Regions from separate parts of the Homo sapiens genome. Here region 2 is linked to region 1. Evidence: chromatin contacts called from ENCODE Hi-C data. All regions are on one chromosome and are shown on one strand. The core of a region is the stretch at or near the end of the contact, and the rest is flanking DNA. Distances in the headings are between cores, read along the strand shown. Region 1 holds the start of TRIM68 (tripartite motif containing 68). Region 2 holds the start of SMPD1 (sphingomyelin phosphodiesterase 1).

The links. A loop is a pair of places that touch in the nucleus more often than their neighbours do. Pooled maps may share reads with other maps.
Region 2: a loop to region 1 is called in a pooled map, with 12 times the contacts of the local background. The contact joins the promoter of SMPD1 here to the promoter of TRIM68 in region 1. A Hi-C loop is called at or near these places in 6 of 50 pooled maps.

The regions. Positions count from the first base shown.
Region 1 is chr11:4,606,908-4,611,346 of GRCh38, forward strand. TRIM68 (tripartite motif containing 68) reads right to left here and starts at 1,324. Exons shown (of 7, transcript NM_018073.8): 1 at 1,120-1,324. RefSeq lists silencers at 889-968, 1,279-1,488.
Region 2 is chr11:6,387,000-6,391,723 of GRCh38, forward strand. It overlaps SMPD1 (sphingomyelin phosphodiesterase 1), which reads left to right and starts at 3,475. Exons shown (of 6, transcript NM_000543.5): 1 at 3,475-3,917; 2 at 4,385-4,724. The coding sequence starts at 3,600. It overlaps LOC124902624 (a long non-coding RNA gene), which reads right to left and starts at 3,357. Exons shown (of 2, transcript XR_007062573.1): 1 at 3,108-3,357. RefSeq lists a silencer at 3,192-3,691.

The DNA.
Region 1 (4,439 bases), core at 74-2,573:
GCATGCCTTCTCACTAGACTCCCTGCCTCCTGCTTTTCTTCCTCCCACTATCACTACCAAACTGTGGGATCCAGTATCCTAAAACCTCATTTTGGTAAATCACTAACTTACTAAATAATCTATCCTGGCTCCCGGTTAACAAGATCTCTCCTTGAAACAGCACCTGTGCCCAGCTAGGCAAAGGAATAAACTTCCACACACTCCCGCAAACCCCTCGTCCATTCAATCTACCTGACTTGGGTGCCTGCTATTCTCCCAGCTGAAAATGACTTCTACATGATCCTGCCTTTGACGTCATTTGCCATGTATTCGTCTATTGTCTTACTTCCCATACTAGAACTTTTTCATGTGGATAGGGTCATTGTCTGTTTTGTCCATTTCTATTTCCCCAGTGCCAAGAACAGTGCCTCAAATACTTGTTGAATACGTGAAAACTAAATGTAAATGTTGAGTTCCAACCGATAGTAGATTGAAAGTGGAGGATGTGTTAATATCCTTAGCTAAGTCAGTAGAGACATTAAGAGACACCATCTAAAGTCAATAAAACAATAAATGGAAGTTGATACCCATTATTTAAAGCTACAAATGGAAGACCTAAAATAGCGATGGAAAATTGACAAGATTGTGGCAGTAAGAAAGTAAGGCAAAGAAATATCAAAATGATAAATCCAGAAATACAGTGGAACGCATATTATTTTGATTTAGGGTGCTAAAAACATCTAAATGGGGACAAACTAAAAGTGGCAGCCTCTGCAAAGATCTGGGGATGGGTAGTTACTGCTCTTCAAAATAAGACCTGCTTTAATGTTTGACTTTTTATTATACATGAATTACTTTGAGAAAATTCAAATAATTAAACGTTCGGTTGCTTTGACTGTGCCTTCCGTAGGGTACAGCGAGAGTCTGAGAAGGGCATTTGAGAAGGGGGCGGGGCCTGGAAGACTTCCAGTTAGGACCCCAGCGGGAAGGGAGTCGAGGGGCGGGCGGTAACCTCCGGAGTCAGGGAGCAGCTCCTGGCCTGGCCACAGGGCGTTGGGCAGGTCCCCAGGACAGCGGGCGGGTGGGGGTAAAGTGAGCGTGCGGGATCTGACTTCAGAAAAGGCAGAGTTATCTACCCACCTCCCTCCTCGGCCCGGACTGGCGCTTCGCGGCGGAAACTCAAAGTGAAGAAGCCTGGTTCCGCAGCGTCCAATGGCCCAGCGTCAGAAGCTGCCGTTCCCGGCAGCTCAGCACTTAGGGCCAGAGAGCGGCAGAGGCCCAGAACCCAAAGCCCGGCAGCGCAGGCCCAGTAGCCCGCAGCTCCCAGAATACTACACCCGGCTCTAGGCCCCGCTCGCGGGACGGCAGCCAATGAGCGGCCGGCTGGGCCCAGGTTGGCTTCGCCCAGGGGGCGGTGTGTTTGTGGGGGCAGCCAATCACAGGCAGGGACCAGGGTACCCCTAGCCAATTGGTGATGAGACGGGGGTTTCGGCGCTTCTAGGCATGTCAATGTTTTTTCTCTACTTCCTGGGTTTTTCTGGTCCCTTCACCGACTCAGATTCCCTTAAACTGTAGAGGGTTCTAGGAGTTAGTTCTAGGATAGGTCAAAGGATTGAGGCTCCCAAATGATGCCGCTCAGGCACTGCATTAAGAGAGGCTCAGGTGGCTATTCATTTGCCAGTTTGACTTGTTAAACTCAGAAGCCTGAGATTGGCCAAGTCTGGTTCTGTGACCCATCTTAGCAAAGGGTTGGGCGCACATATGGTGTGGACTCTGCTGTTCCTGGCAAGATTCGCGACCTCTCATGGTTCCAGGCTTTAAATACTGGGTTCTTAAACAAAACAAAACAAAACAAAACAAAACCCTCTCTTTTTTCGTTTTTACTTCAGCAACCAGCTTGTCATCACTATTGCCACAATCCACTTTTAGAGTGAAAAACAGACAACAGAGACCGGGAGTTGATGGAGAAATGGAAACCCTGGTCAAAAATTGTCATTAAAAAAGGAAAAAAAAATTAAACAACTGGTATCCCTTCCTCACCCAAACACATAGACACATGCACGCACACACAAAAACTGTTACTTAAGACAGTGATATGGGTTTTTCTTTGTACTCCCAGGGCCTTGTCCTTCTCTTGACACTTAGGTTTTAATAAGCAAGTGAAGGCACCTCCTATCCGCATAGAAAATAACCAGGAAATCTTCCAATTGAAGCTCGGTTCCAAATTATATAATATCTTAATTGTTAGGACAGATACTCCAGAATGCTCATGCCAGTGTCTGAGCCCCGGCCATGGTTAAAATTCTGAAGGGTGAGGCCCAGAAATTTCCTGCAACAAATAGGTCTATGAGAAAAAACAAAAGTATCTTAGGTCTGAGCTGTACCCTCTGTCTCACCCAGTTTTGGAGAAATGGCTGCTCTAATAGAATAATGAATGGATTAATTGAAATAAGCCATTTTAAACATTTATTTAACATCAATTTTCTTGACAATATTTTACTGGGTGCTGGGATTACAACTATGGGACATATAGTCTCTGCCTTTAAGGAGCTGAAGGTCAAGTTGGTTGTACTGCTCTGGAATCTCTGTGAAGTTAAAACAGTTAATGGGGAGATCATTTTCATGTGTAAGGTGCAATTTGTAACTATGACGGACTGTCAAGAACCCTGGCAATCAGGGTAGCTGGGGGTGGGGGCTTGCGTTCATGTGGGGAAGGCTGGAGAGAGGGCTTTTGAAGACAGACCAGTTTACTTCCAAGGCATAGAAGCTTTCCTTTACAGATGTCTTCAGAATGTTTTGTTTGTTTCTTTATTTGTTTGCTGTGAGACAGGTGTGTCCAGGTGAGGCTCTGTCGTGGACAAATTCCACAGCTGTAGCTGCAGACCCCAACCCTCTGCCCTGAATCCAGGATAGACCAGGACAACAAGATGAGTGGCTAACTGTAGGATGGTGTCCATCTGTGCTCTAGGGGAGGAGTAGCATCAAAGGAGAAGCAAGAACTGAGAACTGTTTGGGGCACTGAAGAAGTAGGACTAAGGAAGAGTTAGGGGGTTAGTACAAATCTGAGGCCTGGTTTTCTGGAAAGAGACCAGAGACTGACCTTATTGCATGTCATACAACATGCTTGCTTAGAGACCCCTAATTTATTTTCTTCTCTTACTCTTTCTGAGGAAGCATGAGCCACACCCTCAGTTAGTTTTGTATAATCTTAGGCTTGATGAGAATATAATCTTAGTCTTGAAGGCTTTAAAGGGGAAGAAATAGCTGTCTGTGTTAGTGGTGTGTCAGTCAGCAGGAGAACCTGCTAGGGGTGGAAGGAGGAGGGTAGGAGTATAGCCTAGACCATGAGTAGATACCCCGCTCCACCTTGAAAGTCTCCTACTGGACCTCTTATGATGGAGTTAATACCTCCTGTTTCCTCTATTCCAGATTGTTTTCAGTTTCCAGAAGGCAAAACTGACATCTCCCAGGAGTCCAAGTAGGAGATTAGGGCCTCCCGTCCCTATCTACTCAGTGCTAGCCTTGGCTAAGAGAGAGGAAATTCCTGCCTAGAGGGGAAAATCTGCAGGACTTCGTTACCACTTTCACTTTGGCAGAGGAAGGAGGTCAGGGATGGAAGGGGAAGTGAGTCTAGAAATTAAAACATAGAATTCTGTCTACAGGTGGTGGAGAGCCTTTCTGAAAGTGCTTCTGGGTTGAGGCTGTCACCTAGATTTTATATTAGAGTTTAAGTGTTCCAAAAAATTAAGAAGCAGGAAGTAGAAAAGAGAGAACAATTTCAGAAGCAGACGAAAGGAACAGTAATAGGAAGATCTAGCAAGGATGTGGTGGGGCAGTTTCAGTGTGAGATGCCATGGACAGGAAAATGGCAGCATATGTGTGTGTGTGTGTGTGTGTGTGTGTGCATGAGACAGAGAGACATAAATAACTAAATAAAAAGGTATATATCAGAATATAGATGTATATTACAATAGCAATTGTTAATAGTGACACACAACTAACAGTAAGACTTTTGTACAGTGGGAAGCAGAACAAGCCAAATGCTGTTATTAGTTTTGATATCAGAGTTGCATTAGATTAAAACAAGAAGAAGTAGCTTTATATGTCCTTGTATTTGATGTCTAATTCAAGTTCTTTAAATGTCGAATCTGTTTCAGTAAGTTACTATTCTCAAAGTATCAGTGTCTCCATGGTTATGAACAATTACACAAATAATTATTTTTATTTTTATTTGCCATTACTTTGAGTTTTTTTCTTGATTCTAATCCCTGATATTATATATTTACCACTACTTTATGTTTTTTTTTCTGAGTGACATATCTTTCTTTCCAAAGATCTGTCTAATTGATTGTTCCTTTCAAAGAACCTGTTAATTTGTTATTTCAATTTTTTTCTGATTTTATCTTTATTATTTTTTCTTGATTTATTTTACTTATATTTATTGTCTTATTTTTCTTGCT
Region 2 (4,724 bases), core at 2,225-4,724, 1.8 Mb after region 1:
TCACCTGAGGTCAGAAGTTCGAGACCAGCCTGGCCAGCATGGCAAAACCCCATCTTTATTAACAATACAAAAATTAGCTGGGCATGGTGGTGGTGGGTGCCTGTAATCCCAGCTACTCGGGAGGCTGAGGCAGGAGAATCCCTTGAATCTGGGTGGGGGAGGTTGCAGTAAGCCAAGATCACCCCATTGCACTCCAGCCCGGGCAATAAGAGTGAAACTCTGTCCCGCCCCCCACCCCAAACCAAAAAACATATATATATATATATATATATATATATATATATATATATATATGGCAAAGAAACATGTTTTGGGGTAAAATATTTTGACTTTCTTCTTTATCACGTAATTTTATGCCAGAGTATGACTGAAAAGGCAGTCACAATATATAGTGTTAAATAAAACCCAACTGATAAGAATTTATGGTTTGTAGGGCATGACTCCCCAGACCCTTTCGATAGGAATTTGAGCAAGATAAGAAAAAATCAGAGCTTAGTCCTCATTAGGAACTGCCTCTTCTTCTCCTTTAAAAACCCACTTGTGACTTCTGCTAATTGGGAGCATATACTCAGGGCAACTTGAATCTTCGCTTCACAGTCTTCAAACTTGGCCCAAATAAACTCTCTACTTATATCAAGTTTGCCTTAGATTTTTCCCTTTAGGTTGACATTTCCCAGAAGTTTTAATCAGATGAAGAAAGCTCCCAGAAGGTTTATTTCTGCATCTATTGAATCTGAAATGTCTTCGGCTTAAAATAATTGTTATACCAACTCTGGTGTTCTGAATGGGTCCCCACACAGCAAAGAATAGAGCCAGAATGTTGCATTTGTGAAAGGAAAATAAAAACTCAGGACTCCAGTTGACTATGCCAAAAGGAAAAAAAATAAACTGAAAACTGAGTCATGCAAGAAGCTGCCTTTCCTTTTGTTCCTAAGCAGATAGCTACAGACAAAAGGTTAAATATTTACAAAATTAGCCGGGTGTGGTGGCACATGCCTGTAATCCCAGCTACTCAGTAGGCTGAGGCAGGAGAATCACTTGAACCCGGGAGGCAGAGGTTGTGGTGAGCCGAGATTGCGCCATTGCACTCCAGCCTGGTCAACAACAGCGAAAACTCTGTCTCAAAAAAAAAAAAACAAAAAAAACACAAAAGGTTAAATATCTCCACAGGCATATTTACTTTATCTTATGTAAAGTGCCAGACGAACACATAATTGAGTATCTCCCTACCTGCTCCTTTTCTCTTGCGACATGTGGATTACCATACCCTTCTTCTTTCCCTCCAGCTCACTTTTCCCCTTTAAATATTGAAGCCCTCAAAATCATCTTTGGAGAAAGCCACAGACCACAGACTGTTTCTGCGATTCCGTGTTTATTTCTTCCAGCCATGTCCTTAACCTTGGCAAAATAAACCTCTAAATTGATTGAGACCTGTCTCAGACATGTTTTGCTTGACACATCCAAATTCCAGTTCCAGCACTTACTAGCTAGCTGTGGGATCTTGAGCCACTTACTTAATCCTACTTTCCTTCTCCGTAAAATGGGGATAATTATAATACCGACTTCCAAATTTGTTGTGAGGATTAACGTAAGGCAGAGTCCTCAGAAAAGTACCTACAGAGGGTTATTCGGGCCAAGGGCCAAGGTTGAGGACTGCGACCCAGGACACACTTGCAAGTTGTCTTGGGGGAGCACTCTGGACAACAAAAGAGAGGCTCATATTTTCAAAGAAAAAAAGATGAATTAGGAGAGGAAATGAATACAAAAGTTGTTCATCAGGAATTCTCATTGTTTACAGAAATAACACTGGTTATACATTGTTTAGCGCTTGGCTATACATTGTTGAACTATAAGGTGTATGGCATTTAATGGCTACTTGGCATAGCAAGTGGTTTCAAGAGATAATTACTTAGCTCAAAGAAGAGTGAGAGTGACTGTTGCTACATTTTAAATGCCTGTCTGGGCCTGATAATTTAAAGGGGCTCATCTTCCTTAGATAAAAAGGTTTTGTTTTGTTTTGTTTTTCATAGTACATAATCTTAAAAATGCATGCTAATTATTACTGTGAGTACTCTATCTGAGATGATGTCCCCAGAACTGGGGGGAAAAAACACTTGTAAAAAATTATCAAAGGAAAGAACTGACAGGACTTGATAGCTCTGAGGATTCCTCAGAAGCACTCGTCAAACAGCTTAGGGTTTAATTGCTATTCTGCCACTTAACTTCTTTGTGCCTCATCCTATCTGTAAAGGAGGGTAATAATAGTATTTGCAGGGACCAAGGGAAACTTTCCCTTCGCCCTCTGAAATTCTGCTGAAAAATCAACCCACAAAAAACAGATTAATTGAAGAAAAGGCATAGAAATTGTATTAATGTGTCCACGGGGAACCACAGAGTGACTACCCACTTCCCAGACGAGTTCAGAAGCTTAGGTGTCATTCAGGCAAAGGGGGTTGTGGGAGTGAGGGGAAGAGGAATTCTGCTGAGGGAGAAGGAATGGATCAGGGAACAGATTAACTAGCACATTATCATGTGAAGGGGTCTGTTCAGGTGTGATTATATTCTTGGTTTTGTAGGGAGGGGAAGAAAAAAACCGTTGTTCCTTTTGATGGGTCTGGACGCTAGGTAACGGCTTTGGGAGAGAGGGCGCGGGAGTAGGAAGGCCAGACACACCTTAAGGCTTAACTTAGTAAGTCAAACCACCATATTTTGGGTATGGATTTCTGAGCCCCAATATAATAGGTACTTCTTAGGGTTGTTGTGAGAATTGAAGATTATTAATTATAAAGTGCCTGGGTTGGTGCTTGGCACATCATAAACAACTCCATAAATGCTCGCTTTTACTGTCGTGGATACACGGAGGTGGGAGACCCAATTGGGTTCCCGCCCATGTTATTGGCCCCCACGGCTATATGGTCTTTACGGCTTCCTAGTCTCTTCACCATCTCTAAGGTTTGTTTCCTCATCTGAATCACAGGTGAGTGATTCTCAGGGTGACTCAAGAGGGCTGGTGCCAGTGGCAGAGCATGGGGAATCGAGGGAAGGCGCCTTCCTGTCAGAGGCAACACACCCAGTGGGAGGATCCTGCCCGCCCTGCTCTCTCCTACCTCCCCTTCCCGGGCTAAACGCTGGGGTCGGTCTGGCAGCTATTCCGGGAATCTGAGCGCGGATTCTGACAAAGGAGACGTCTTCCACCGACCACATCACATGGAGCTCCAAAGCACGAGCACGGCCTCCCGCGGCTGTGACCTCAAGGCGGAGCCCCTGGTGACCTCAGGGAGAGTCCCCACCCCCGCAGCCCGTGCGCCCGGGGCAGGGCGGGGGCAGGGAGAGGGGGCGGAATCGGGGCGGTCCCGGGAGCGCCCCGCCCCCTCCGCCTCCGCAGCGTTGACAGCCGCCCGCCACCGAGAGATCAGCTGTCAGAGATCAGAGGAAGAGGAAGGGGCGGAGCTGCTTTGCGGCCGGCCGCGGAGCAGTCAGCCGACTACAGAGAAGGGTAATCGGGTGTCCCCGGCGCCGCCCGGGGCCCTGAGGGCTGGCTAGGGTCCAGGCCGGGGGGGACGGGACAGACGAACCAGCCCCGTGTAGGAAGCGCGACAATGCCCCGCTACGGAGCGTCACTCCGCCAGAGCTGCCCCAGGTCCGGCCGGGAGCAGGGACAAGACGGGACCGCCGGAGCCCCCGGACTCCTTTGGATGGGCCTGGTGCTGGCGCTGGCGCTGGCGCTGGCGCTGGCGCTGGCTCTGTCTGACTCTCGGGTTCTCTGGGCTCCGGCAGAGGCTCACCCTCTTTCTCCCCAAGGCCATCCTGCCAGGTTACATCGCATAGTGCCCCGGCTCCGAGATGTCTTTGGGTGGGGGAACCTCACCTGCCCAATCTGCAAAGGTCTATTCACCGCCATCAACCTCGGGCTGAAGGTGAGCACTGAAGGGGCTGCAGTGGAGGAGGCCGAAAGGAGTGCTGGGGCTGGGGGCTGGGGCTGATGCTGGTGCGCTGGGCTCAGAATGCATCCCTGATGGAGAGGGTGGCATCTACAATCCATCACTGAGTTTGCTCCCCTTTGGGGACACCCATGGCTACATGCCACCATCACCCCATTGTGACCTTTGTGAAGTAAGAAAATAATGCAGACAGTGCCTGAGGAAGTCAGCTTGCCAAGCAAAGGCCTCATGCCACAGGCCGCTGAGCTAAAGAAGAAGCGATGGCCTGGTGCTGCCTGAGTTACAGGGCAATATCTGGAAGGCAAAGGTGTGCACTGAGCTTGGTGCACTGAGTCCTGCCCAGCCCCAGTTTGGAAATGGAGGCCCAAGGGGTGGTGGCCAGGGGTTGGCCTGGTTCCTCTGCTCTGCCTCTGATTTCTCACCATGCGCTCCTCCCACTGCAGAAGGAACCCAATGTGGCTCGCGTGGGCTCCGTGGCCATCAAGCTGTGCAATCTGCTGAAGATAGCACCACCTGCCGTGTGCCAATCCATTGTCCACCTCTTTGAGGATGACATGGTGGAGGTGTGGAGACGCTCAGTGCTGAGCCCATCTGAGGCCTGTGGCCTGCTCCTGGGCTCCACCTGTGGGCACTGGGACATTTTCTCATCTTGGAACATCTCTTTGCCTACTGTGCCGAAGCCGCCCCCCAAACCCCCTAGCCCCCCAGCCCCAGGTGCCCCTGTCAGCCGCATCCTCTTCCTCACTGACCTGCACTGGGATCATGACTACCTGGAGGGCACGG